Linked DNA regions of Homo sapiens: all the other regions are linked to region 4. A link is a loop called in an ENCODE intact Hi-C map of the cell type or tissue named here. Cell type or tissue: endothelial cell of umbilical vein. All regions are shown on one strand. Region 1 overlaps TASP1 (taspase 1). Region 2 overlaps LINC01722 (long intergenic non-protein coding RNA 1722). Region 3 overlaps TASP1 (taspase 1). Region 4 overlaps ESF1 (ESF1 nucleolar pre-rRNA processing protein). Region 5 has its middle 86 kb from the start of ISM1-AS1. Region 6 overlaps SPTLC3 (serine palmitoyltransferase long chain base subunit 3).

Region 1 (5,000 bases), 310 kb before region 4:
AAAGCAATGGCTACAAAGAGATGGAAGTAAACCCATCAGAGCAAAAACATACCAGTCAAGAGCAACGGTCATGGCAACAGTTTTTTGGGGATGCTAAAGACATTTTGCTTGCTGACTTTCTGGAGGGCCAAAGAATGATAAATCTGCTTATTATGAGAGTGTTCTGAGACCATCAGCCAAAGCTTTAGCAGAAAAATGCCTAGGAAGACTTCACCAGAGAGTCCTCTACCACAACAACATCCTGCTCACTCCTCTCATCAAACAAGGGCAATTTTGTGAAAGTTTTGATGGAAAATCATTAGCCCTCCACCATATAGTCCTGATTTGGCTCCTTCTTTTTGTTTGCTATCCTAAAGAAAAAAACCTGTAAAGGGTGCCAATTATTCTTCAATTAATGATGTAAAAAAGACTGCATTGACACTGTTATATACTCAGGACCCTCAGATCTTTCGGAATGGACTAAATGGCTGGTATCACTGCTTGCAAAAGTGTCTTTAACTGGCTGAAGCTTATGTTGAGAAATAAAGTTTATATTTTTAATTCCATTTTTCATGAACTTTTTGCAGTCCCTTCACGTGACATCAGTGGCATTGAAAGACCAAATTGATTTGTCAGTCACCTTTGTCTTAATTTATACAGGAGCAAGCACATGACAGCCAAACTTAAGTCACTCTAAGGAAAAATAAAATAATAAAATAAAATAAAAAGCTTGTAATGAGAAAAGAACTAAATACAAAAGCAAGTACCTACTAGGAAAAAAATGGTCAGAATAACCCACAAGCCAGACTTTTCTTTTTGTTCACAACATACAAGAAGGAAAAATGTTTTAAAATGGGATCCTATGAGTTCATGTCCTTTGCAGGGACATGGATGAAGCTGGAAACCATCATTCTCAGCAAACTATCACAAGGACAGAAAACCAAACACCGCATGTTCTCACTCATAGGTGGGAACTGAACAATGAGATCACTTGGACACAGGGCAGTGAACATCACACACTGGGGCCTGTTGGGGGATGGGGGACTGGGGGAGGGATAGCATTAGGAGAAATACCTAATGTAAATGAGGAGTTGATGGGTTCAGCAAACCAACATGGCACATGTATACCTGTGTATCAAACCTGCACGTTATGCACATGTACCCTAGAACTTAAAGTATAATAAAAAATAAAAAATAAAATGGGATCCTATAAATTATATACATTATTTTAAAACCCAAACATTCAGGTAAATAAAATGTAAAAAGCAGGATGGTATATATACGATAGGATGGCTTTAGGGAAGTCTAAATCAATAAATAATGCTTTATGCTCAAAAACAACTTTTACTTTATAGAATTTTTGTAAGAAAGAAATAAAACCACAAAACTTTATTGTAGTATACTTAAAGGATTTAAATTAACCTAAATTTACATGAAGAAAAATATTTTATAGATGTTTTTCTGTATATACACATATAGATAAACTCACAACTTTTTAATGCTTTTTTTCTTTTTAATTTTATTTTATTTTTCAACTTTTATTTTAGATTCAGGAAGTATACAGTTTCTTAAATAGTCATTAATCATCTGTGATAAGGCTGCAATGTCACTCTTAAGAATTCTGGGAACTCTACCTACAGAAGAACAAGTTTATCCAAATATGCAGAAACACAGACATTCACAATCTAATAGAGCTATGTTAATAAGCTGGAGTAAACACTGAATTATCACACTAATTTTAGTGATTCCATATAAGCAGGGTCTGTTATGGAACTATATCCCGGAAGGGGCTAATAACTAAAGGACAAAAAGACCCTACACCCACAGAATTGCCTGACAGTGTAAAAATCAAGTGAAGAATCACTGTGAAATTCATTTTTTTAAAAATCTAAATTTCAAGAAAGATGTTTTCATTTGTAAGTTTTCAATTATTGCATTGTCACCAAAAGAGTACTAAATATAGCCTAGTCATTGGTGGTACACAAAACCTTAACTGAGAGTACAAAATATAGTCAAGACAGTAGTGGTACACAAAACCTCAATCTAGTGTGTAAACAAAAAGGTCAACATTAGAAGTAATGGTCAATCCGAAATATTTCAAAACCGCACACTTATTTTAGAGCCATTTGTTAACAAGAGCAAGTTCTACACATTCAATTGAGTGAACAGTATTGTTTTGATGGTGAACACCCTAAAGGAAGAAAAAGAGTGCCAGTAATTCAAATTTTTAATTTCCACAGTTTTTGTTGTTGTTGTTTTCGTTTGTTTGTTTGTTTTAGATGGGGTTTCGCTCTTGTTGCCTAGGCTGGAATGCAATGGCACGATCTTGGCTCACTGCAACCTCTGCCTTCTGGGTTCAAATGATTCTCCTGCCTCAGCCTCCCGAGTAGCTGGGATTACAGGTGCCCCCCACCATGCCCAGCTAATTTTTAGTAGAGATGGGGTTTTACCATGTTGGCCAGGCTGGTCTCAAACTCCTGACCCTTGGATGATCCACCTGCCTCAGCCTCCCAAAGTGCTGAGATTACAGGCATGAGCCACCACTCCTGGCCCATAGTTAAGCTTAATTATCAATTTCTGGGATAAATAAAAAAAAGAATCATTCACTTTCTTGACCCATCCAGCTGGGCTCCATCCCAGGACTCCTAAGCCCTGTGGTTGTTGCATGTTCATGTTAGTTAACGCCACAGCTCAGCGAAAAAACAACTGATCTGGGGACAAGCAGGTCAACTTGCCAACATACAACATTAGTACATGTGGGTTCAGAGCACTCTGCATTTTTCTTTCATATTCTAATTGTGACAAACAAGGCTATATAAGGTTTAAAATTTTGGCAAATGTAAATGAGGTTTATGGAAACAATATTCATGTCATGCCTGAACAAGGATAGTGTCTTCTACTAAAACCAGATTGGGATTTCATGTCATGAGACAAGTTTGTGTAGCAGTTCATCTACTGGCCCCTAGAGGCCACTCTCCATCACCCCTCAAAGATTTATGCCCCTGGCTGATATCCGTCCTGTCATAATACCTAGTTGACTTCATGGTGCATGGAGACTATCCTTCCAACTCCATGACTTCTCAATTTTTTTACCTCTTACTTTATTTATGTTACCCACTCACTCCCTTTATCGTCCCCTAGTCTTTGTGATTTCCCAGTAACATCACCTCTTGCGTGAACCTCACTTGCAAGAATCTCACTAACCACCCCTAACTGCACAGTGCATACCTTCTGGTTCCCAGACTCCAACAACCTCCCTCCCAAGTCCTCATTTTGGCCCTAAGTAGCCAAAGTCCATAGTCCATCATTATAATTAATTCTCTGCAGAAACCATCAGCTAAATTGGTCTGCTCTTGCCCCATCATACTCACCTGACAAAATTCCAACCATAATTAAATCTTACTCCATGCCTGCACCCATAAACCAAACTTTGCTGAAGATAATTACACTACCATGCTGACCATGCCTTCTTTAAATTCATGGTCACTATCTTCAATTTGGACCCTTAATGCTGCCTGGCAATACATAGGCAAGTACTGACCTATACTTTCTTGTTTTTCCTCAAATTTCCAATATTTCCTCCTCCATGGGAACTCTGCTGCTGTCTTTCCCTGGGAGAGACAGAAGCAGAAAGAACTTTCATCAGCCCCCACCACATCTTGATTCAAGACTTGCCTCCTGTTACTACAGATGAATTGCTCATGCTCCTCCAAGGTCAATAGCTTCACCTGTTGACTAGGTCTACTGCTTCTTGCCTCCTCAGGGACCTTCACCTCTGCCCGAACACACACATCATTAATTTGTCTCTTTCATGAATCATTGTCCTGTATTATTTGCTCTAACTTCTCATCTATAGAAAAACATACACATTTGTCTTCTATATAGACAAGAAAAAAACACTTTCCTCTCCAGCTACCACCCCATTATCTTCTTCAAGAAAGGAAAAATTCCTTCAAAGATGTGTCTGTACTCACTGTTTCCTATTTATCTCCTCAGTCTCTTCCCTTACCCACTCACACTGGGATTTGTATCCCCTCCACTTCATCCAAACCTACTGTGAAAGGTCATCTATCACCACCACAGGGTGCTAGTCAGTGATCAGTTCCCCAGTCCTCCTCTTACTGCTCATCGGAAGAGTCTGACCTGCTGATCGTGCTTTGCTGCTTTCTAGCACTTACTTCACTTGACTTTCAGGACTTCACAAACTCCTGGATTTTCTCCAGAAGCACCAGCCACTCCTCCTCAATCTCATTGCTGGTTCCTCTTTATCTCTTTACTTTACCTTTGGAATGTTCCAGAGCTCTTCAAGGTCTTCTTTTATCTGCATCGATTTTCCTGATCTCATATCATGTATCACTTTAAAATATCATCTGCACACCATTGATTCTCAAATTTATTTTAGCTCAGGCCTTATCCCTGAACTTGACACTTATATATGCAATTGCCTAATTAACATTTCCACTTGTTCATTTTATAAGCATCTTTTGAAACTGCTGATCTTTCCCCACAAGACTTATTCTTCCTGGAGGCTTTCCTAGATCAGTAAACAGAAACCTCATTTCTCTTCTTTGCCCAGGCCCAAAATCCTCAAGTCATCGTGACTCTTCTCTTTATCTTTCACCCTATATTAATTAATTAGCAAATCCTGTTAGCTTTACCTTCAAAAACTATCCGGAATCCAATCACTTTCCCATCTACCTCCATTACCCTGGTCCAAGCCACTACTATCTCTTAACTGAATTAGCCTAATAGCCTCCTATCTAGTCCGTCAGGTTCTACTCTTGCCTCCCAAAATCTATTGTCAGCACCCAAGCCAGAATGGCTTCAATAAAATGTAATTCAGGCCAATTTATCTTCTCAAAACTCTTCAAGGCTCCCATCTTATGATGGCTTGCAAGGCCTTGCATGGCCCTTACTACTTCTTCCAGCTCATCCGTAACCATCCTTCCCCTTGCTCACACTGCTCCAGCCACACAGGCCTCCCTGCCATCCCTCAGCCAACTCTAGACACATTGCTAACT
Region 2 (5,000 bases), 850 kb before region 4:
TCAAATTGTAAACCCTTATGCTGGAGGTGGGGCCTGGTGGGAGGCAATTGGAACATGGGGGCAGAATTCTCATGGATACATTGACATTATCCCCTCAGTGCTGTTCTCATGAGAGTGGGTGAGTTTTCATGAGATCTGGTTGTTTAAAAGTTTATGGCACCTCCCCCTCTCTCTCTTGGTCCTGCTCCTTCCATGTAAGACACTTCCTCCCACTTTGCCTTTAACCATGAGTAAAAGCTCCCTGAGGCCTCCTAGAATAAGCTGCTGTGCTTCTGGTACAGTCTGTGGAACTGTGAGCCAATTAAACCTCTTTCCTTCATAAATTACCCAGTCTCGGGTATTTCTGTATAGCAATGCAAGAACTGACTCATACAAGGGGGCTCCTTTAATGCAGGGAACCTGGGTTATAACTACAAATAACAGAAAGGATTCCGGTGTCTGAGTCTGTGTCTCTATCTACCCTTCTTACCTGTGTGCCAAAGAGGCAGGAGGGTGATTCTGAAAGTAAAAAGCTCACCGCCAATATTTTATTTTAGTACAAGAAAAGAGATTAATACTATGGATGTAGAGAAAGCAAGAGCTTGGAATCTAGAAACGACTTAGATCCCACCATGCCCTTACCAGCTATGCAATCTCAGATGGGCCACTCAATCCCACTGACAGTCAATTCTCTCATCTGTGAAATGAGTGTACCAATGCTACTTTATAGGCAGCTTTGTCAGGATTAAATGAAGTAATTTAGAAAAAGTACTTAGCAGGGTGACTGGTTGCCTGGCCCTTAATAAGTATTTCATGAGTTCAATTCTGTGCCAAAGATAAAGTATTGCTCACCAGCTAATTGGCCATTGTTCAAATTTTTTTAAGCAAAATGAAAACTTCAAGCTTATTAGAATTAAAATGCTCTGACCCCTTGTATTTTGGAATTATAAAAGATATTGTTTCTCAAAATAATGGTGGTGGGAGGGGTGGGGGGAACCCTCTGTTTGCTTAGGGCCATCTTCCAGCTCTTATCAGGTGGCATTTGCATTAGTCTGGTGGTAAATCCGTCCAGGATGCTGAATAAACAACTGCTTGCCTTTAGTTGGATCTTCAATTACATCAGATATGTGACCTGATGTCTGGAAGCCCTGGGCTGCCAAGGACAGAACAGTCTCTGTGAGGTGATTTAAAGGAGATCTTTGTTCCCTGGCCCCCAAATGTCTTTGTCCCATTATTTCTTGCAGTCTGACATGCTCCCTTTAAACCCCAAAGGCTTTCTGTGTTCAAGAGCTCCTTATCTATTGTTATGCAAATGTCCCTGGGAAAAACAATAATAATTCTTCATCGGCTAATATTTCAAGGAGAACTATAGCAACAAATGCTAACAATTTCTTGGAAGCTCAGATGTAGGAGAGGTATGTGTAAGATAAGGAAGAAGGGGTTGGGGGAAGAGTGAGTTATCTCTAAAAGGGGAGGTAGATGAGAAGGATGGGTTTTAGAAGTAGATAAGCCAGCTTCAGTTTCCCAGGAGCCAATCTCTAGAGCCATGATTTCTGTTTCCTCATTCATAAGGCAGGAAAGACAAAATTTACCTCACTAGGGTGGTTTTAAAGATTAAATGAGACAACATGCAGACTGCTTGTTCCTATGCATTCAAAGGAAGTGGTGACCATTAACTCCGCCTCCAGGCTGTAGGTTCTGAGGGACTAGGATGCAAGATCCCATCTGCCATTTGCTCACTGTGACCCTGGCCATCACTTGGCTTCCACCTGTGTAAAATGGGAAAAAGGTGTTTTCCTAGTCATTAAAAATGTAATATATGAGGCACAGCTTATTAATTTCTAGGTAGAAAACTATACGATTACTCAAGTCAATTGCATGTCATTGCTAATTTAAAGAAAAAGATAATCAATTGATTTTGGGTGAACAGTTTTAATTTGAAGCAGGATTAGTCAAGATAACAATGTATTTTAGCCAGAAATAAATTTAAGTCTGTAGTCATTAGAGTTAAAATATTCTTTCTAATAGCTATACAGTACAGAAAAAGACTGCTGAAGAAATTTGACATGTAATAAAAAAGAGAATGAAGAAAAAGTGAGAGTGGATTTAAAAGGCTGCTGTTCCGTTTTCAGACTGCAGGCTGCCCCCCTGCTGAGCTGCCCAGCTGCTCAGTTCATTTCTTAGTGAAGTGCCTTTTTTGGGCTTAGCCACAAGATGTCAGCCTAAGCTTAGCCATTTGTGCATTTTTCCGCGCCTCCAACCCATTTCTTCCCTTCCATTTCATTTCCTCTTTCGGCTCTGAGCAAATGAATAATCTTTTGGATTGTGGGCACTAGATGAATAACAATGGAGTAACTGGAGCATTCAAAGGGCCTCTGCTGATAGCAGCTTCCACCAAGTCTCAGGAAGAGCCCCCTTTCCTTCCCATTGCAGTCCCCAAGCCTGGGAGGCCATTGTCCTCTCTCAGGCCAAGTGTATCTATGTGTTGGCGCTTCCTACACAGGGACAAAAAATCCAGGATCCGTGACCCCTAGGAGAGAATGCTGTTAACCTGTCTCCCAGGAAGGTGGATAAAGGCGATTTCAGGTTGGCTCAGCAGCCCTGGGAACTTTCAAGGGTGAATACTGCTTTCTCAGCTGCAACCTGTCTTCCCCAATGCATCGGCATTTGAGAACAAGATACCCCACCTGGGTACGAGATGCCTGCAGTACCTCTAAGAATCATGTTCTCACCACATTGGTGAAGGCAAAAAATGGGCAGATTTTCTTTCCCCATGGATTTTTGTAAAGGTGAAAATTTTCCAGACACCCCCCCTACACACACCAGCAAATGTACACTTACAACTGACTGGTCAGAAATCAGTCACCTGCCTGTCCCTGAAACCATCAGCAGTAAGAGGAGTAGGGATGCCATAACTGGTTTAGATTAGTGAGATCCATCTCCTGGGCCTAGGGAGGGTCCACCTTCCTTAAGCACATAGCTTTTGCCAGAGATCAGTACTCCCGGAGCTGAATTCCAGGGCCTGCCGTGATGACCCAGAACTCAGGACACAGCCCTGTCTCCCAGGGGCTCAGTGAACACACGTCCAGTCACGACTGCCCAGGGAGATTTGCAGTGGGCTAGAGTTTTGCTAAAGAGAGGCCAGGCAACCACCAACTAAACTACCTGCCCTTTGCTGGAGAAAGAGGAGGAGGAAAAAGAAATAAATGCTGCTGAGACTGACAGAGCAGGAGCACCGTCATCTCAGACAAACACCGCCACTTTAAGCTCCAGCTCCCCTTCTAGCCTCATGCATTTCAAGGAAATCACTTCTCTTCTAACTACAAGCAGCCAGAAAGAGCAGACAGTAAAACACAGATAAGACAGCTCGGGCACAGAGGAAAGTAGGGGGCAAGTCGCTTGGGTAACTGCCAAAGTTCACCCTCATACAACGGGCCCCAGTAAAACAGTGGGCCTTAATAAGCACATTCCTTTCCCTTCAGGTGCACTAAGATAGGGAAGCTAAAAGCAGACTCAGGGGGCTATGCCTGCAGCTGCAGAAAGATATATGAGAACAGACACACAACTCTCCTTCCCAGATAAGCACAACAAAGAGACACAGAAGCAATCCAAGCCTCTGATAAACTCTCCTATCCTGAATTCTTAAAAACTCTTGGTCATAAGAGAGTGTGGCTCTGACCTAGCTTGGCCAGCCGCCCCTCTCAGGTTTATTTAAAATAAACTTGTCCCTGTTGACTGTAAAGCCACCCTTGAAGTTTCTCTCCTCTTTCTTTAATTCTTGCAGTGACTATATTGTCTCTGGCATCAAGAGGACTGGGGTCAGTCCAGTAGCTCTGGGCTCTGGGACCTGCTCTGCTTAGACTGTCTGAGAACCCGAGAGCATGGTGCCTCTGTTCTCTGGGTCTGTTTCCTTCAGAGAAATGCAGTCTGTTCCAGGATGTACAGCATCAGAACCAGCCTGGGCTATAGGCCTCCTATGGAAACAGGCAGGCTCAGGCCCATGCTTATCTGTCTCTCACTGTGCCATTGAGCCACCAGAGTCATGGGAGCCAGTGTTTTCCAACCGAAGGGACTTCTGTGCCCACTTTCTAGAACCTCTCCTTGAGCCGACCTATGGGGATAAAACACACACACGAAAGCAGGACATCCTGAGGAAGGGACCCTGGGAGGAAGATGAACAGTGAGACCATTCCTGTTCATCCTTGTAGAATAGGAGATAAGTTGATTTATCATTCATTAGACAGAACTGTGTAATAAAGGTATTTATGTGTGCAAGGCTGTGGTATGCAACAACTCTGGGGGAAGGAGGAAGAGAAAGAAATGAGACTTGGCTTTGGGTTGGATGTGCGATGCTTTTTCTCAGAGAAATCAATTTTTTGCAGAAAGAAGCATGCTGTCTATTGGGATGTCGCTGCCCCACGAACAGTCACTACACCCTTGATGCATCCTCTGCGGGGGGCTCAGGGCCTCAGGAACACTAAACACCACAGGGGACCAGGCTTCATCCTGACACACACTGGGAATCAACCCAGCTGTCATTTCCATGGGTGTGGAAGAAAACTAATGACTCAAGGCTTGAATCATAAGTGGTCCAGCTTCCACTGGCAGAGGTAGATAAGTCAGTGAGAAACTCAGATACATTCACAGCAACTGCAGCCTCTGACCGGAATGGGTCGAACCTGCAAGCCACCCTTGGCTTCAGCCTGCTTTTAGTTCACAACTTTGTGCAAAAGAGAAATTAGCAGCAATGTGAAATGTCACAATTTGAAGGAGTCTCTGCCAGGGCTGGACAGTTCAATTTCCTTTTCAACTCACTGCCCCAACATTGTCCTGCTACTTTCAAGGAGAGAAATTCAAGCATAAGGGCTTTGTGAACCAGGCTGAGAGCTCTGGACATGGAAGGAGAGGGAAGGGCCAGGTTCTCACTGGGACACATACTGTGGTGTGTAAAGGCATGGACCCTGGACCAGAATAGCCCAGGCCAATGCACTGCATCATTTCTCCTATTTCTGGGACTTCTG
Region 3 (5,000 bases), 230 kb before region 4:
CTTTAATTGAATCTCATCAATAACTCAAACTTTGTTCCTTCTGAAACTGCATCTTGCTCAATTTGGACATGTGATCCAAACTCAGCTTATCTAAAGCAGTTTTCTATTACCTAACATTTCTGATTATTTCATATTTAGATCTTCCCTAATGTACCATTTTGCACATCACTCTTAAATGAGTTTGTTCCCAAAAGCACATCCTTTAACAACTGCCGTGAAATATTTGGCTGGTCCCCATAATAACCAAACCAAAATCCACACCCATTTCTCGTAATATGGGAGTAATCCTTATTTCTGGAAGTTTTGCGTGCCCTTTAGTCTATTGTTCAAAACAAACTTCTAAGACTAAAACCATCGAACATTAAGCCTCTCACTTTATCTGTAAAAAAATTGTATTTCTTGATATTGGTCCCATATTGCTATATTCAGTGTTTCCTTTTTGAAAAAATTCTTTACTGCCCTCCCATCCTATGAGGTCATTTGGTACTGGATCACACTTTTCTCATTTTTTACTAATTCAGTTCTATTTTACTCCAAAGTTTCTTGATTTCCTAAAAGTGAGAACAAGCAATGCCCATACTACACTTTAGCTCTAACTTTGTTTTTCCCACTGGAGAGCTGGTCATCCTTCACTGTAATCAGTCACCACTGTCTGGGAAATATATTCAAGAGAGAAGAAGAGAACCAAGATCATTTGGTAGTTTTACTTCATAGAGGCATGTGTATCATAGTATTAATACTTCAAAGACAGAAACAACACAACATGCTACTAACATACCGACTAATAGGATATGAATTCATTACTGGGCAGATTTAAAAATACAAAGCTAGACAAGCTAAGACCTTGCTAATTATTAATAAATAGCAAAGAAATCTCCTTTATAAATGCAGGCAACCTTTTCCAATTTAGTTGTCCAATTTGGCTCTTTCCAAAAACACCTAGCTATGGTCTGGACCTCTGGTCTTTCTTTCATTTTAGGGCACATATTTATCTTCTCTGGATAAAATTACACTTTCTCTTTTAAATACGAGAGCTCTGCCAGCCTTTAAACTGAGTCTTATAGCAGTGGGGAGTAACAGATAAAGGACTGGAAGGTAACATGGACAATCTGGATTCTATTCCTGTCAATGAAACACCATAACAGTTGGGATGGGCCACTTAACTTGGATTTAAATTCAACCCTTTCCAGACTGTAGAAAAATATTTAATGTTGACTTAATACAGTAATAAGTTACCTTATTTAACATGAGATTTTTTAAGTACAGCGTATCTATGCATATCACCAAATGGCCATATAATTATGAATATACCCACAAAAATAGAAACTGTTATTCAAAATCATAAATACATGACGATTAAAGATAAGCATATTGAAAAGCAAAAAGAAAGAAATAGTACCTATATACTCTTTATCCTTTCGTTCCTCAATAGATCTTATTAGAAAGTAAAGAACTGAGAGAGTAGGAAAGGAGTTAAGTATATTCTAGGATATAAAATATAACCTAAATTATGATAGTGCCATATCCTAGAAAATCGAATGTCATTCAAATTAATCTCAGTGATGTTTTCAGAGACTCTAAATACCCAAAGCCTGTGTTTAGTTCAAATAGCCACAAGGATGGGCCATTCATACATATTTCAAAATATTCCCCTCATTTGGTCAGAAGTACGATAATACAAATAAAAGTAGCATGATATTCAGGGGGACTCTAGCTATGGTCATAATTCCTCTATGGCCTATTTTACTTTGCTAAATTCTGCAGACAGTTTAACTTTATCAACTGACATTCCCCCACCAGGAATTACAAGCTGCAAAAACCAGCGTTTGGTTTGACCAGCAAAGTGTAGTTTGGTGTTACACATTTTTTTTTAAAATATCTTACAATGGAACACACATGGCCAGTCAGCCCCACTCTCTTCTACTTGTCTACCTCTCTAGACCTGTCTCACACATTTAGGCTGCCTACCTGCCTGGCACCCCTGGCTTCTGAGTTTGAAACCACTGTCCTGCAGAAAACCTACGGTGCAACCAAACTCATCCATTTGCAGGCCTCTGAACCCAGGACTTTTATCTTTCTTTCTACCCAGACATATAAGTCTGACCCTTTATCCAACATCCAGCTTAAATTCCTCCAATTCCATTAAGACTGCCATGTGAAACTTAGCAGAGCTTAGAGTGATTTCTCCATCCAGTTAATTCCTGTGGCTCTCACTGATGATTTTGTTCTTCTAACACATACCAAATGGCATGATTTCTTTTTATTGTTTAATTCCTTCGGATCAAATACATAAAGGGCAGGGACTAGGTGCCATATCCTCTATTCATTCTCTAAGATCTATTTAAAAGCCTGTACATAAATAGCATTCAATAAATGTTTGCTGGTGATAATGTTGAGGCCAAAGGTTAAAAAAAAAAGGACTGGAAAAGAAAAATTAAAGACTGCAAGAAGCCATGACTTCTGGTGGAAAAAACACCAATCAAAGCCCATGCACTTCTCCAAATGACTAGCTGGTAGTTCCTCAAGCTACACAAACTGATGAAGCAGTGAAAATAGAGCACTGCCTGTTTCTTGGGCTAATAATCCAAAAAGGATATTTTACAAACCTCAACACTTCTTCACAGAAAAGACAACAATGCTTACAAAATAAAAATGCTCTTAGCACAGCCAAAAAAAGGCACAATCACAAGCTTCATAAACTTGTCTGAGCTCACAAGGCAATTCATATTTCCATTCTGTAAGTCCCCTAGCCCCCCTGGAAAATCACACATCCAAAATAAACATGTGCTACAAAATAGATAGGAATTCTTGTGATGAGGGTCCATTCCTTTTCTTGGCGGTGTGGGGAAGACATGGTCTAGAAGTTCATTTGTAAACAGGCAGTTTTACCTGCATTAACAGGAAAGGCACTTGGTCAAGTTTCTCTAGATGAGCACGCCCCCTTGTGGGCACTTCCTGACTCACCTCTTTGGAATGGCCAGTGGAGATTGTGGGCTGTTTCAAGCTATTATTTTTCAACATTCATTTCCCTCCCTTACTTACATATTATCTTACATCTCTATAATGTTGAGTGAGCATAATAATATTATTTGGTAATACTTCAGATAACCTATCCCTTTTATTTCCCCAAATACAAGCTTATTGTTAAAACAAGCTTAGTTTTTAGACTAATGCATGTTTGAAGCCCTTAAATAAAAGATTTTAAACCTATTGGAAGACTGCAAAATTTACTATTAAGAGGAAATATCATTATATGGGTTTTCTCTTTCAAAATTAATATTCAAATCATCAGCTGTAGATGCTTAAATTAGTAATGTCAACTGAGTAAAGGCACTATTTCTAGAGACTGTGATAAGGATAAAGTAACAAAATGCTCACGCTTCTATGGACATACACAAACAAAATAACCACATACACCAACCTCAAAATGGCAAATGTGTAAAGCAGATAATTCAATTCAATTAACACTTATTAAGTACCTGTCATCTGTGCCAACTAGAAGAAAGAAATTTGATCTGCATGGCATTGGAGCTAGCTCATAAAGGAAGAGTTGAATTAGAATTTTCAGGAAGCAAAGAAGTAGTTAATATTCCATTATTAATTACTGCTTATCCCATTAAGGGAAGGAATATGAACAAAAACTTGGATTTGAGAACTCTCAGCAAATAAAACTGAAAAGAGAAATATATTTGGTGAGAAAAAAAGGTAATTCCAGAAGGAAGATAATGGAAAAGTAGCTTGTAGCTAGGTTTCAAGAGGGTTTATAAAATTCAGCTTAAAAGTTTGGGTTTTAACCCACAGACAGTAAAGATTCTATTAAAGTTTCTTCCAGGAGAGAGACAAAACCAATGCAGGTATTTTTAGGGAAATGTATCTTCTGATAGCACACAGAATTAAAACGGAATAGAGCAGGACTAGAGGCAAAGAAGCCAGGCATGAAGATACTGCAACAGTCCAGCCACTGAGGGTGAAAAGACAAAGGCTCACTGGTAGTATGTCTACTAAAAAGAAACAAGAAAAAAAAAAGTAGTGCATGTATTCATTAAATGTTTATTGAGCATTTATTATATGTCAAGCTGAGAAACCATGGTAAATAAGACATACAATAGCTGTCCTCCTGGAACCTCATTCTACTGGAAGATAAAGACATCAAATAACCACACTAATAATGACAGAGAGACAATTGGAGCAGCACAATAGCTTAAAGAGAGAGAAGAAGGAAGGAGACAGGCAACATTCCCTGGATCTGGAATCACAGGTGTGAAGACCTTGACACAGGAAGAATCTTGACAATGTGACCCGGAGTGAGATGGCAAAAGATTGGAAAGACAGACAGCCATGTCTGCTCCCATAGGGTCCTGGGGACTCTGTTGGGGAGCCTATACTTTATTCTTAAGAGCAGCTGGAAGTGAGTTAAGGGTTCAAGCAGGAGCATGACAAAATCAAACTGTACTTTTAGAAAACTTCAAGAATGCTGGGCAGAGAAATGACTGAAAGGGCAGGGCAGTTGTGGGCAGATAGGTAGGAAGCTAGTGCAATCATCCAGGAGAGTGAGTGGAGCATGATTCTAAACATGCTGAGTTAGACTGTGATGGGTCAAACAAGTGAAAATGTGTAATAGGCAGGAGAAAACAGGCAACTGGAACAGGTTGGGACATAAAAAAAAGGAAATGGAAAAATACATATAGATTCATCCATTCAAATAAACCTTCATTAAATAGCTGCTAATGTGTCAGGTCCTCTGCTGGGCAGGGGAAAATAAAGAGCAAGGAGCCTGACTTGAGAGAACTGGCTGCCTGGTGAAGGTTTGACTGTGAACAATGAAAGTGACCCTGAGGCAAATCCTGGAAGCAAAGAGGAAGAGCTGCAACTCCAAGAAGGGAGTTCTAGACTACCTGGAGGAAAACTAAATGAGTGATGCTGGACATGAAGTCATTAACTGAATTCAATCATATAATCCCAGTTCATCTAAAATGTTCCATGTTTATTTATGCAATGGG
Region 4 (5,000 bases):
TTCCATATCAATTCTTTTTACAGTTTTGAATCATCTGCAGAAAAAGGTACTCCTATTTTAAATTTTCACTAGTTTTGTTTAACTGTGCTGGGAGGTAATTCATTATCCACTTCCCCTTATTCCCTAGGATATTAATAACTGATGTATTAGAGTGTATAGGAGATACTCTTATTTTAAATTTTCCCTAGTTTCATTTAACTGTGCGGGGAGGTAATTTATTATCCACTTCCCCTTATTCCTTAGGATATTAATAACTGATTTATTAGAGTGTATAGGAAAGACAGAAGAGTGTATAGGAGAGACAGAAGAGTGTACAGGAAAGACAGAAGAGAAAAAAGAAACATCAGCAGATAACTGACACAGGCTTAAATGCGTAACAAGAATCTGAAAACAGGTTCACAGATATGGTAGAGGCAGACACGCTTGTGTCTCATTTCTCTCTGTACCCATGCATTAAAAATTTTGAATACTTTGAGGCTGGGAGCAGTGGCTCACGAAACCTGTAATCCCAGCACTTTGGGAAGCCAAGGCGGCCTCACTTGAGGTCAGGAGTTCAAGACCAGCCTGGTCAACATAGCGAAACACTGTCCCTAGTAAAAATACAAAAATTAGCCAGGTGTAGTGGTACACACCTGTAATCCCAGCTACTTGGGCAGCTGAGGCACGAGAATCGCTTCAACCTGTGAGGCAGAGGTTACAGTGAACTGAGATCATACCACTGCACTCCAGCCTGGGTGAGAGAGCGAGACTCTGTCTCAAGAAAAAATAATAACAAAAAAATTAATACTTTCCATTTTTAAAGATGCTATAAGTAATATACAAAATCTCTTCATAAAGCAATAGAGTCCAGCTACATATTTTTTAAAGTAAAGAAATACCGTTGATGTTCCCATTGCAGCAGAAGTGAAATATTTTGGTTTATATGCTGTTAAATTCACTTCTGAGGCTACATCCTTAGGCTCATCATCAAAAGTAATATCATCTGGTATAAACCTAAGAAGTAAAGAAAAAAAATTTATTTAAAATACGCTGCAGTGATAACCACAGTTTAGATTCTCATCTAATTAGTTGTAGTTTATACATACACAAACTTTCTAAAAGACACACGTTTAAGAGACAATGTTAGACATAACCTTTGTATATTTCTGAATGAATTCATCTTTGTATAAATTTCTGAAATTCATAAGCTATAACTCTGTAATTCCACTAAATTTAAAAGAATGCTGTATAGATAGAAATCGTGCATTAGGAGTCAGTTAATGAGTCAGGTGCAAGCACATGTGGGTCCCTCACGTTTCAAAAAGATCCAGACTTCTGATAGTGCAGTCATTGACTACATGATTTTGTTGTTGTTTTTACAGAGAGGGTCTTGCTCCATCACCCAGGTTGGAGGTCCATGGCATAATCATGGCTCACTGAAGTCTCAACGGCCTGGGCTCAAGCGATCCTCTACAGGTGTGCGCCAACATGCCTGGCTAATTTTTACTTTTAAAATTTTTTGTAGAGACAGGGTCTCACTATGTTGCCCAGGCTGGTCTTGAACTCCTGGGTTCAAGCGATCTTCCTGCCTAGGCCTCCCAAAGTGCTGGGATTATAGGCGTGAGCTACTATGCCCAGCTGGCTATATTGTATTTTGAAGATCAAATATAATTATTAATGGGTAAGCATTGTGAATACAAAGTATCATATACATGAGGTGTCACTGAAAACAAGGGAAAGCTTAAGGTTGAGTCTTACAATTTCCTAATTGTACATTTAGCCATTTACATTTAGAGCAGTGTTGTCCAACAGAACTTTCTGTGACAAGGGCAATGTTCTATATCTGCTCTGTCCAAAATGGAACAATTATTTGAAATATGACTACGCAACTGACTTATAAATTTTAACTAAAATAACCAAATATGACTAGTGGCTACTATACTGGATAGCATGGATCTAGAGATAACAATCTGTTTTCAAATTCCTCTGCCCCTTCCTCCATGCATTTTTAAAAGTTAACTTCATCTGGTTCCTAGCTCTAAAAGCAGTTGCAAGGAAATATTATTGTGTAAGGTACACCATCTTAAAAACAGAGCCAATATGTCTGAAAGGACAAAGATGTGGGGATGATTCATACATAATACTTTAGCACTGTCTTGTTTGTTTTCTTTCTTAGGAGTGATGTTCCATGGGATAGAGTTAACCGAAAAGCAAAAAAATCATTTTAGAATATAAAACAGAGATCACTACCAGTTCAAATATTTTACTTCTTATAATCATGTTGTACTAAAAGATTAAATTGGTAATACATACACTGGATTACCTTAGATCTATGAAAGAACAACTACTTTCAAATTCCAGGCCATCACAATCCTCATAAATTTTACTAGCTGTTTCCGGAGAATCACAGTCTACTACTGCATAATAGTACTTCAGTCGTTTGAATTGATAATCTCTCAATTTTTCTCTAGACGTCCTAAAGTGGGAAAAACTTATTAAGCATACTTATACAGAAACACAAAAATTTCCCTTTAAAAAATAAATGTAATTCTTTCAAGAAAAACATATTACAAGCTGGCCTTCATACCAAACCATCTTTCCTTCATGACTTTGCCTTTATAAACATTAAATACTTAAGCTCAACTTATTATTCTCACAAGGTACAGATATTTGGATTGGAATTTGGTATCTAGGAAAGGAGTGTGTGGGAATTCGTGTGTTTATCTATAATTTAACTCACAGAATAGTTACTTTGCTATTACACACTGCCTTCTCAAGTAAAACCAATAAAGATAATTCTATTATAAAATATGCTAGAAAACCATTAGCTAAAAGACATTCCTGATCTTGCAAAATGTTTGCTTAAGAGTCTATAAGTTTGATTTTGCTTAACTACAACACATTCTTTTTTTTTTTTTTTTTTTTAAGGTTCCACACAAAGCACTGATACAACTCTTTCTTTGAAGGTCTTCATCTGCTCTCTCCTGTCACTAATCTATTTAACCCTCATTTTTATTAAGTGCAAATATAGCTCCACCTAGTGGCTTAAAAACTATCTTAAATTATTTTCTATATTGCACCATGATGATAAAAAAAAAAGTTTTATCATTCTTTCACTTTTCTATTTGATTCTCAAATAAGAAAAAATTATATAATTTGAAGGCAAACAGAGCTTCAATGATGTCTCAAAAAAAAAAGCAAAACGTACTAATTCAGAGCAACGAGGCTGAAAGAATTCAAAAGAACTCCAAATCAGTTTAATCATGAAATGTTTTTCAAAAACTGCAATAATTACTTTCATGAATACAGAAATAGAAATATACACGAACAAAAATCTTCTTGGAATAATGTACCACTTTTAACAGACTTTAAATCTGTTTTGCAACCTGTTTTAACCACGAATGGCACAAGTATAAACTTTAGTTTTAACTATTAAGGTGACCAGAATTCTGAACTAATGACATGAATTTATGAGGTTTAGTTTTATGTTCTATAGTGATTTAATACCAGTCTTTTTCTGGGGCATCTTCAGGAATACTTAATAGCTCTACTGGTCCTTGAACTTGCTCTTCCTTCATCCTCTCCTTTCCAAATTCTGAAGGATATATCTAAACAGAAAAAAATAGGATCAATGTAATTTGTACATTCCTTTACACAAATATCTAGACCTGTCGAAGTCAGGAACTCTAAAAGTCACAACTTGACTCAATGAAAACAGTAAGGGTGACTCACTTCCAAATCCACTATAGGAAGCTAGAGCATCTTGAGAAATTTTATTTAAAAATAGATCACTTTGGCTAGAGACTAACAAGATACGAGGCTTGGAAACAAAAATAAGAGTATCTCCTCCACATACCACCTGGGACAAGATGGTTCCGAGATCCAAACGAAAAATTAAAAGCAAAACAAGATGCTAAGCTCAAGGAAATGTGAATAAAAACACACACATGAAAAATGACTGAATTAGTTTACATGAAATACAGAAAAATAAACATATAATGAAGATCAATTTTGTAATAACCAACTTATCTCTGTCATACCATTTATCCAGTGCTTTCTTTTAAAGAAATAGAACAGAACTGACGACAACCTTATACAGATTAGGTATAGTCTCGATATAAGAAAAAGAATTCACTCTCACCAGGTGTGGTATCTTCTAAAATCTTGCCTACTTTAAGAGTCAAGAAATAATTGTATTAATGACATTGTTTTGATACTACTAGGCTTAATATACATTTGTTAATGAACACATGCTTTTTTAAACTGTCTGAAATATGCAATTTATCAACAAGATGATCCAAGTTTTTCTTACTAACTTGAATAGTATATACACAATAGGTTTAATATGTAAGTTTATAATATATATGTAGTCACATCTTTTGATTCTTTTTTTTCCTCTTTTCTAAGTCTAGAAATTCTCACTATTGCCTAAAACACAGGGTTTTTAAATTGTTTCTTTGGCTTGACTTTTAATTTTTTTTTCCTTTGCTTCATCTAGAATTTCGCTGGAGCTATTAGGAGGTGAAGATCTGAACCAAGTTCTCTATCCAATGACCTGTTCATTTGTCCAAATATTCAAGCAGCCTATTTTGATCTAAGTTATCATATGAACTCTTTCTATCTATTCTGTTCTACCAATTTGTCCCATTTTTACCCAAACCTGTCAACCCCCATAGCATCATGAAATGTTTAGATATTGTAACTTGTAGGGTGAGTTTTTACACTTGATCTTAGCCAAAAGGCCGAGAAGCGACAGGGTGAGTTTTTATATTAGCATGATTTCTCAAAAGTTTATTAGCTAGTCTAGGCCAGGCGCGGTGGCTCACACCTGTAATCCCAGCACTTTGGGAGGCCGAGGCGGGCGGATCATGAGGTCAGGAGATCGAGACCATCCTGGCTAACACAGTGAAAACCCGTCTCTACTAAAAATACAAAAAATTAGCCGGGCGTGGTGGTGGGCGCCTGTAGTCCCAGCTACTCAGGAGGCTGAGGCAGGAGAATGGCGTGAACCCGGGAGGCGG
Region 5 (5,000 bases), 450 kb before region 4:
AGTCCCCAAATATTACTTGCTACAAAGAATAAGAGAGTCGGTAGGGTTGGGGTATGTCCTTGTAAAGCAGGAGAAACACATTGAAGAAATGTGTTGAAGAAAAGACAGGGGCTTGAGAAGACTAGGGACTGGTCCAAAGGAAGGGAGGTCACTTACTGGAAACACAATGACTCAGGCGGAGCAAGGCAAGAAAGTTGGAATCACACTGCAAAGGTAGAAAGAGCTCATCTTCCTGGATGAAAGACTATTGAACCGTGGTTCCCATAACCCAGTGTGTTACCAAAGAGAAAGAACTCAGCCCTATTCCTTTCCCAATGTAACTTATATCCTACCAAATCCAGTATCTACCAAAAAACAGATAAATGCTTCAGTATGATACTATTCATATGAAACTACGTTTTCTTGGCCATTTACTTTGTTAGGCAACATATAGTATCTCATTTAATCTTTATAACTACCATACGACTATAATTCTCATTTGATAACCTGCATTTATTCCTTTAGACCTGATTTTTCTTATACATGTCATGGACTACTCCCAGAGTTAATTACTAAAAGAATGTTCTTAAATGAGAGTATTTAGTATTTATCTTGGAAAAAAAGCCTTCTTCTTCAATCCCAGAATTTTGAAATGAAGGCTTCTTTATGGAAGAATAAACTAACCAACAGAAAATCATTGGTTTATTCTTTCATAAATAGATGGGCCAAAATATTTTTGGTCTCCTCTGACCAAAAAAATTGTTAATAGCCTGAATGATAAGAAATGCATTCTTTCTTGTGAGTCTTTCTGAGTTTCTATTTAGTTAGCTGCTTTTAGGGTGTGTGCTTCTCTAAGAAATGTTATCTATCTCCCTTCCTATAAGGACAACAACTTGCAGTGGTGTGAAATTATTATAAGTCGAGAAGTATTTGCAGTAATTGCTTGGTGCCCTATAAAAACATACTGTAACTTTCAGGTACTATCCCTGGGACCTAGCTGTGAAATCAACTTTCATAACCCTCACGAATGCTTGTGTACCTGTTTACAACAAGTGGCTGTTTACAAAGCATGTCCCCATGGGTTGTCTCTGACTTTCACAGCCCCACCTCACAGGTAAGGGAACAGAAGATGACAGCAAGGAATCAATTAGCTTAAAAATTCACAGAGAGTTGTAGGGAACAATTGCCTTGCTAGCTGCAAGATATAACTAAATGTGAGGTGTGTTTTTTAAATATGACTTCTAGCTCCAGAACTTGTGCAGCTTAAAAGTGATAGGCAGTACCCAAAGATGCAGAAAAGAGGATCTTGTCCACATTTTAGGCAGGGGTGTAGAATTTAAATTTACATCCTTACTTCTCACTGAAAACTAACAGGTCTTAATTGTGATTAGATGAGAGACTTTTGGAAGAAACTAAGTTTCAGTTGGCTTTAATTATGCCTTAATCATGCTCATCTATTTCAAATATTAAGGAAGCTTGCACTGGAATGGGTAGAAAGGGCTAGAAAATGAAAAACAAAATGATGCCTACAAAGTGTCTTCACACCGCTTTCAATTTTCCAGGCATAATCTCTTCTTGAGGTTGGTGTCAAGCCAGGTGTCAGGAACAGCACCTAGCACCACTACAGAAAGCACCTACTAAACAAATTATTAGATATTACATACATTTGAAGCTGGAAGCACGCTTAGAAATAACCTAGTTTAAGTTTCTTATTTTCTGGATGAGAAAATTAAACCCCAGGAAGGCAAAGAGACTTGCTCATGCAGCTGAAGAAAAATACAAGGATCCCTAGCTTTGATGACCACATTTTAACACCATCTGAATAGAAAATATTTGTTTCTTTTCGGCTTCTTATCCTGTTAGTGCAGCTATTTCTCTATTGCTGCCTCAAAGAAACAAATCAGAATGTTTCTGTTTATTTTATAGGTAGTGTTCCAACCAGGGAGCTCCTGGATGCAAGGAACAGAGAGCCACTCGACCTAAGTGACCACCAGAGGGTGCCCACAGGACAGCCCGACAAATGGGGTGAGGTGGGGGGATGGCCCTGGAGTGTCTCCCTTCTCACGAGAAACGCATGTGGTATCACAACTGAGACTTATCTTTTGTTCCCATCAAGAAGTTAGAGGTCTCAGGTCTCTTCTGAAATGCGAGGTTGCACATCTGTATTGGGGAAGAAAATCTGCAACACGTGCCAACCTCGTGCTTAAGATGTATTTGTTTCGAACTCCTGCATGCTTGCTCTTCTGGTATCTGTCTCCATAAATAAAATGGGAAGAAATATGTCACTTTGATTTCCACACAGGCAGAAGAGAGTTGTGATTAGATGTCATGAGAGGGTCCACAGTTTCTGCTACAGGAAAGGTGATAGGGGGATTATAATATTCACCTTTCCCCAACTTGTTTCCTGGAACAGTTACCTAGTTGTCCCCAGAGAATCGATAATGGGTTTAGACAAAAACCCTGTGTTCCCTTCGGAAGACGAAATTCCTTTCAGAAGAAAGCCAGATCCAGAATAATCAATTAATTCCACCTGTATCAAAACTGTGACATGTGGGTAATATCCATTCATTCCTTCCCTTTGATAAACTAGGTTCATCCATTTGAACCTGATTTTTCTTACATGCCAGTAATTACTCCGAGAACTGACTCTTAACAGAAAATTTTTCAAGTATAATATTTGACATACACTTTAAAAGAAAACATTGTTCTTTAATCCCAGCATTTCAAAATGGAGGTTTCCTTATGAATATAGAACACCAATACACACGTCGACCATCAAAAAAGTGGTACCTACAAAGAGGTAGTCCTATCTTACCACCTCTTTATAGTCACATCTTCCACCCAACCCTCCCAACTCCGGGTAACCACTGATCTGTTTTCCATCACTACAGTTTTTGAAATGTCATGTAACCAGAAACATGCAGTGTGTTACCTTTTTGTGAGTGGTTTCTTTCGCTCAGCATAAGGCCTTTGAGATTCATCCAAGTTATCATATGTGTCAGCAGTTTATTCTTTTTTATTGCTGAGTAGCATTCCATGTATGGATGCACCAGAGCTTGTTTATCCACTCGCCTACTAAAGGATATTTAAGTTGTTTGTAAGTTTTGGGAAATTATGAAAATAATTGCTATAAACATTTATGTACAGATTTTTATGTGCACCTAAGATTTCATTTCTCTAGGGTAAATACTTAGGAGTGGGACCGTTGGGTCATGTAGTATGTATATGTATATATTCGATTTAAGTATATGTATATATTCAATTTAGTAAGTATATGTATATATTCGATTTTTCAGAGTGGCTGTACCATTTCCATCTCCAGCATCAATATGTGAGTGTTCCATACATACACATACTCAGTTGCTACACATCCTCACCAACACTTGGTATGAATTTTTTTTATTTTAGCCATTCTAATAGGTATATAGTGGTATCTCAACATGTTGTTAGTTTGATTTCCTTAGCGTTTCATGATGTTGAGCATTTTTCATGTGTTTCTTTGCCTTTCATAAATCCTTTTTGATGGTATGCCCAGTCAGGTCTTTTGTTCATTTTTTAAATTGGGTTGTTTACACATGATTATCTCAATAGATGAAGAAGAGGCCTTCAATAAAATTCAACACCCCTTCATGTTAAAAACTCTCAATAAACTAGGTATTGCTGAAACATACCTCAAAATAATAAGAGCCATATATGGCAAACCCACAGCCAATATCATACTGAATGGGCAAAAGCTGGAAGCATTTCCCTTGAAAATTGGCACAAGACAAGGATGCCCTCTCTCACCGCTCCTATTTAACACAGTATTGGAAGTTCTGGCCAGGACAATCAGGAAGAGAAAGAAATAAAGCATATGCGAATAGGAAGAGGGGAAGTCAAATTATCTTTGTTTGCAGATGACATGATCCTATATCTAGAAAACCCCATTATCTCAGCCCAAAAGCTTCTTAAGCTGATAAGCAACTTCAGCAAAGTCTCAGGATAGAAAATCAACGTGCAAAAATCACCAGCATTCCTATAACAAACAACAGGCAACCAGAGAGCCAAATCATGAATGAACTCCCATTGACAATTGCTACAAAAAGAATAAAATACCCAGGAATAGAGCTAATAAGGGAAGTGAAGAACCTCTTCAAGGAGAACTACAAACCACTGCTCAAGAAAATCAGAGAAGACACAATGGAGCAACATTTCATGCACAAGGATAGGAAGAATCAATATCATGAAAATGGCCATACTGCCCAAAGTAATTTGTAGATTCAGTGCTATCCCATTAAACTACCATCGACATTCTTCACAAATTAGAAAAAAAAACTATTCTAAAATTCATATGGGACCAAAAAGAGCCTGAATAGCCAAGACAATCCTAAGCAAAAAGAACAAAGCTGGAGGCATCACACTATTTGACTTCAAACTATACTACAAGGTCACAGTAACCAAAACAGCATGGTACTGGTACAAGAACAGACACATAGACCAGTGGAACAGAACAGAGAACTCAGAAATAAGACCGCACACCTACAACTATCTGACCTTTGACAAACTTGACAAAAACAAGCAATGGGGAAATGACTCCCTATTTATAAATGGTGCTGGGAGTGCTGGCTAGCCATATGCAGAAAATCGAAACTGGACCCCTTCACTACGCCATATACAAAAATTAACTCAAAATGGATTAAAGACTTAAATGTAAAACCCAAAACTATAAAAATCCTAGAAGAAAATCTAGGCAATCCCATTCAGGACATAGGCATGGGCATAGATTTCATGATGAAAATGTCAAAAGCAATCTCAACAAAAGCAAAAATTGACAAACAGGATCTAATTAAACTAAAGAGCGACTGCACAGCAAAAGAAACTATCATTAGAGTGAACAGACAACCTACAGAATGGGAGAAAATTTTTGCAATCTATCCACCTGACAAAGGTCTAATATTCAGAGTCTACGAGGAACTTAAACAAATTTACAAGAAAAAAAACCAAACAACCCCATTAAAAAGTGAGCAAAGGACATGAACAGA
Region 6 (5,000 bases), 650 kb before region 4:
CTGAATCAGAAACTCTGGGGTAGGAGTCTAGCAATCTGTGTTTTAACAAATCCTTCAGAGGATTCTGATGTTCACTCAACTTTCTGTTCCTCTGCCCTAAAGGAACAGAAAGAGGAGACACCTCGGTCTTTGACTTGAAGTGGGTATTGAACAAGAGGTCTCAAAGACTTCCTATTTTACTTTAATTAACACTATGATGTCTTAAATAAAGTTCTGTGTCTTTTTAATTCCCTCTTTTAATCTATGGCAATTCAAGCACCAAATTTAAGTCAAACAGACCTGGCCAAAAAGGCAATGCCAGGCTGATAAAGGGAATGACTATAGGGTAATTTAATCAATTCTAGCAGAATATCTAGAATCCAGAATGGTCAGTCTAGTTACACCAGTTGGCTTTACAAATAAATTGGATCAATAATGCAGTGAGCTGATTGTTTGCTTGAGAATTAGCTGAAACCAAAAGCACTTAAATCCATTGAATGTAAATTATTTTATCCAAGTAGCATAGAAATGCCCAAGTGGCCTTACAAGATTGAAAGGGTTGTCTCAGCCAAATAAAACATGCCTTCAGAACAAAGGAATGGCGTGTGTCAGGGAAGACTGTCTAGGATGTATTGATGGGGAAACTGACAGAGCTTCCCAGGAGGGTATTTGTTAGTTATGAGCATTTCTCCTTCTGCCCTAGCATGGAAGGTTCCATCGTGCATCTGCCCCAGATCATAGCTCTAAAGAAGAAATACAAGGCTTACCTCTACATAGATGAAGCTCACAGTATTGGGGCCGTGGGCCCAACCGGCCGGGGTGTCACGGAGTTCTTTGGACTAGACCCTCATGAAGTTGATGTGCTCATGGGCACATTCACCAAAAGTTTTGGAGCTTCAGGAGGTTACATAGCTGGAAGGAAGGTAAGAGAGGGCCTGCTTGTGTCTGTTTAAAACCTGAGCGCCCTGGGGATGCCGTGTGTAGGGCTTCTCTGAATTTCATGAAAGCTTCAATTCAGTTCACCACACCTCAGCTGATCACTCCAGCCTGGCTACAGTGGGTTCACAGCCAGATAAGGCCCAGAATATCGAGGAGCTCTCCCTCGAATAGTGAAGAGGAGCATGTGATGAGTGATCACACTATAATGAAATGGCAACACTGGCCGTGTACATAAGATGCAAAGTACCAGGCAGAGGAATAATTAACTCTGTTAAGTAGTATCTAGGACATGGTTTAGAATGAATATCCATCTGGTAGACAAATAATGGGGGGCCATATTTAACACACAGAGAGAATAATGTATACCAAGCCAGAAGTGATAAGGGATGTTCTGAAAACTATAAGCATTAAAAAACACAAAGAAGATAATAGCAACAGTAGGCAATGTTAGTTATTAGGGAGGCTGACCCTATGCTACAAGTTGTGGGTTTTAAGAGTTTTAATCAAAACGGTGGCAGGAATGTACTTTTAAGAAATATTCTCTGCAAAAAAAATTCTTTCCATAATGTTGCATACACCATAGGTCAAATCCTGCCATTCTCCAATATCTTATCAATATGCCTTAAAAATTCTGATCTGCTGGGATTAGACTGTTAAGTGAGTGTTGGCCCTGTCATTCTAGTGCCAATATCACCAAGAGGTTTGTGGAAAAAAAAAACAAAAAAAAACAATAAATATTTGAGAGAAATTTAAAAGGAGGGAAAGGAAAGGGACAAAGAAAATCCAATATTCAAACCTGGGTTTGAGAGATAAAGGAGCCAGTTATCTGAACAATGAGAGGATAGCCTTGTCCAAATTCTGACACCTATCTCAGACAAACCTACACCTGTCCCAAAGAGCAGATGTGACAGTGATGTTGGCTCAGCCTAGGATGCCACACCAGGCCCAAAACCAGTGCATGCAAGTGGTATCAACAAAAATCCCCACTTTCTTACCTATTGTGATGAACAGGAACAAGAGTTCAGACTTCTGGTAAACCAGTTAGACAAACCAAGAAGTGCAGCAGAAAACAGTCCTCTCATTGAAAGCTCATGATTTAAAACAACAGATTTAATTCTGGCCACTGGCCCTGCCATGAAATGCACAGATGCTTAAAATGTTCAGAGTTTTAAGTGGCCTTTACCCTTCAATAAGCACTGCTTTCTTTCGGGCTCAAAGCATTGTTTTTCATCCCCTCTTCACTGGCCTGTGGGAATCAGCTGGGTAATGCTAAAACCATTGGGAAAGCCCAGGATCTTACAAAATTCAGCTAAATCTGGTGAAAGGTTAAATGTTCCCTTCCTAGACTGTCGAAGCAGTAGGAGCAGAGGGTCTCAAATTTAGGAGCTCCCTGATCCTGGCTACATTGCTCTGTGAGCTTGTGGTTTTGTGATTACTTTAGCAGCAGTTCTGAACTACAAAATTTTTAACGAAGCATAACTCTACTTCCTGAACCAAAGGCACCTGAATAAACCGAAGCAAGCCAATTCTTGAAATGTTGTCAAATTTGGTGGATGTCACATTTTTCCCCCTAGAGTAGCTTCATTTGATACCCACTTTAAACAAAGGCTCGCGACTAGCAGAAGTAAACACCAGTTCACCATGATTCTCTCTCATGCTCTCCATTCTGATGTCAGCTAGAGTATTTTTAAGATGTAGGCGTTCTTGTCCACACAATTTCTATTCATTTGGCATAGATACTGAGCAATTGTGAAAATTACCATTATTTACATTAATCGGGATGCAGAAAAAGTATGTACATCTGTTCATTTTCTTATCTCTTAAAATGCTCATTTTATGCATATTTGGATACAGAGGGTCGCATTGTTCATTCCCTCTCCTCTCCCTCCTTTTTCCTCCCCACCTTTCTCTGTCTTCTCTTCCCTTCATGTTACACTGCAGTGTCTAAATTTACCACTAGATGGCAGCAAGAATTAGAGCGTGTCTGGCAGAGATTCGTTAGCCTACGCTGAGATCTGCCCTAAAACAGCAAGATGCAAAACCTTGAAAACATAGGGGCTGTTTCCAAGACCTGGGCGGTGAGCAGGAGGGCATTTGAGAAAATGCCTGTATCCCTGATGACTTAAAAATCAGTCAGATACACACCTGTGTGGAATGATTTTGGTCAGACTGTGATAAACCTGGGTAAACTGGCTTCCTTTCGGCTTAATGAGCCCATGATTTGATGGAACTTATGTATCCGTTCCTTTGTACCTTTAATTCTTTTTAATTATGTTAAGTTTCATTATGTATAATTTCAAGTCAAACATATATTTTATTCCTATGAACTTCAGATAATTTTGTGAAGAATTTTTACTTTGAGTCTGTTTAAATTAGGATTCGGCAAATACTAAAGATTTTTGTTTGAAAAAACTACTTCTACTAGTATGTTTAAATAATTAAGAGTAGAGTTTTCAAACTCTGATAACTGTACTGTAAGACAGATAGATAGGTAGATAGATAGTTGATAGACAGATGAATAATCTCCCAGATACTTCCCGTATATCTCAAATTCGGGGATTATTGCAAAATAGCTAGGATTCCAAACCAATGTATACAAAAGCAACAAAATTGAACATAAAAAAAGTTAAAGTACACACATTCAGACTTGCTGTTTTTCTGAAACTGTGTATAATTTCAATTTCACTGTTCTCATAGGGTTCTCAGTAAACCCTGAAATTTGAAAATAATCAGTTAGCTCCAAAAATCTAGAAAAAAGAGATAAAAACATCTGGCTCTTAACTCTCTTTTTAAGTGATGTTAATATTGGTATAGAGGGGCTGCATTCCCAGTAACAGTGTCTAGGAGGTTCTGGAAATCTTTATGGAATGGGTCAAGGTCAGAGTTTTATATATTAGCAACCAGATGAGACATGTAATGAAACACATTTGAAAACAAGGAGAAAAAAATGGTTTAGTATGACGATACTACTAGAGGAAACAGAGGTTTTGTTTTTATCTCAGAGCCTTTTCCTCACAAAGTGTCCTACAAATTCCCCTCTGCTAATTGGAAGTTGCTGCCAGGCTGTGATCCCCACTTTCCACCTCAAGGAAACTGCTAACAGTCTGTCCAGAGCCAGCAGAGTTTTGCTGTTTTGCTCACTTTGGGTTTGGAGCCGCTATAGATGCACAGTGAACAGCCTAACATGGAGGAGTCTGTCCTTTCAAGACCTTCCTGATGAAATTCCAGATCACTACTTCTCTCCACCTGTCAGAGCTCCGTGCCATGAATGGCTTCTTTGAAGGAAAGCCTAAGCTGATGGGACTAGGTTTCTTATTTTTATTCTTTCACATTTGTATTGATCCTGTTGCTGGGAAATGTGGTCAATGCCGAAGACCCCAAACTTTTCCCCAGGCAAGGATCTTGAGTCCACCTGCATGCCTGGTGCCGAACACTGGCTCCCACAGCCTCCACAGGCTGACCAGAGACTTGCAAATGAATGAAGCGATGGTAGCCCTTGTAACTGATAGGTTGCAGGGCTGGAATTCTGGAGAAGGGAACTGGGACAGGGCAGACAAATTTGGGGTGAGCATTAGCCCCAGAAGCCTGCATGCCAGCCAAAGCCAGGTCACTCTAAAAAGTGAGCTCTGCCCTGCACACTAGGCCCTGGCTGTATTTAACATCCCTTTGAAGTAAGCAGGGGTCAGGGAGTGAGCTCTAAGATGTTTATTCTAAGAGTCTCCTGTCTGATTTCCTCCCAAAAGGCCACCCTTGCCCTTGAACTTCAGGCCTGTGTGTAGAGAAAACAATCAGGGTTTTGAACTTCCAAATGGACGTGGAAACCTCGATACGAGGAGACCTCTAACCCACCCTGAAGAAGACACGACCCAGACTCGCCTTGCAAAAGACCAAAGCCACCTCTTAACTCATGGCTCATAGCACCCAATGGGGGAACGAGAGGGGGAATTAGTAGCCAGGAATCAAGGCTCTCCCTGACACTCTCCAGAAGTTACTCAAAGAGCTCCATTTTTTGAAACACACAAGCAAATAAACTTCCATCCAGAAACTCAGACCCTGAGAGAAAGCAAACTCAGTCCAAAAAA

Evidence for each region. Hi-C counts contacts between places; a loop is a spot of excess contacts. Peaks named below come from ENCODE experiments on the same cell type or tissue, not always from the same donor. Only the 100,000 strongest peaks of a DNase experiment are listed, where the experiment ranks them.
Region 1: a loop joins it to region 4, with 6 times the contacts of the local background. A loop is called at or near these places in 30 of 110 quality-filtered maps.
Region 2: it touches region 4 in a loop (9-fold over the local background); 15 of 110 quality-filtered maps call a loop at or near these places.
Region 3: a loop joins it to region 4, with 4 times the contacts of the local background. A loop is called at or near these places in 15 of 110 quality-filtered maps.
Region 5: it touches region 4 in a loop (13-fold over the local background); 18 of 110 quality-filtered maps call a loop at or near these places.
Region 6: a loop joins it to region 4, with 24 times the contacts of the local background. A loop is called at or near these places in 68 of 110 quality-filtered maps.

Annotation. Positions count from the first base shown.
Region 1 is chr20:13,456,110-13,461,109 of GRCh38, forward strand. The region is part of intron 11 of TASP1 (taspase 1); the gene reads right to left. Among named protein-coding and RNA genes, the nearest start is that of TASP1, 180 kb to the right of the region's middle. In endothelial cell of umbilical vein, a CTCF peak has its summit at 2,956; no DNase peak of the experiment used is centred here.
Region 2 is chr20:12,923,161-12,928,160 of GRCh38, forward strand. It overlaps LINC01722 (long intergenic non-protein coding RNA 1722), which reads right to left. Exons shown (of 12, transcript NR_109868.1): 5 at 1,572-1,748. Among named protein-coding and RNA genes, the nearest start is that of LINC01723, 25 kb to the right of the region's middle. RefSeq lists a silencer at 3,358-3,558. In endothelial cell of umbilical vein, a CTCF peak has its summit at 2,165 (motif pointing right); a DNase peak (open chromatin) is centred at 2,211.
Region 3 is chr20:13,543,783-13,548,782 of GRCh38, forward strand. The region is part of intron 8 of TASP1 (taspase 1); the gene reads right to left. Among named protein-coding and RNA genes, the nearest start is that of TASP1, 93 kb to the right of the region's middle. In endothelial cell of umbilical vein, a CTCF peak has its summit at 2,962 (motif pointing left); a DNase peak (open chromatin) is centred at 2,919.
Region 4 is chr20:13,769,029-13,774,028 of GRCh38, forward strand. ESF1 (ESF1 nucleolar pre-rRNA processing protein) reads right to left here. Exons shown (of 14, transcript NM_001276380.2): 5 at 3,487-3,587; 6 at 2,303-2,455; 7 at 879-993. Among named protein-coding and RNA genes, the nearest start is that of ESF1, 13 kb to the right of the region's middle. In endothelial cell of umbilical vein, a CTCF peak has its summit at 2,979 (motif pointing left); no DNase peak of the experiment used is centred here; H3K27ac peaks cover 659 bases.
Region 5 is chr20:13,323,161-13,328,160 of GRCh38, forward strand. It overlaps a transcript of TASP1 not described here and a transcript of ISM1 not described here. Among named protein-coding and RNA genes, the nearest start is that of ISM1-AS1, 86 kb to the left of the region's middle. In endothelial cell of umbilical vein, a CTCF peak has its summit at 1,964 (motif pointing right); no DNase peak of the experiment used is centred here; H3K27me3 peaks cover 567 bases.
Region 6 is chr20:13,116,824-13,121,823 of GRCh38, forward strand. SPTLC3 (serine palmitoyltransferase long chain base subunit 3) reads left to right here. Exons shown (of 12, transcript NM_018327.4): 8 at 683-902. It also overlaps a transcript of TASP1 not described here. Among named protein-coding and RNA genes, the nearest start is that of ISM1, 100 kb to the right of the region's middle. In endothelial cell of umbilical vein, a CTCF peak has its summit at 2,887 (motif pointing right); a DNase peak (open chromatin) is centred at 2,918.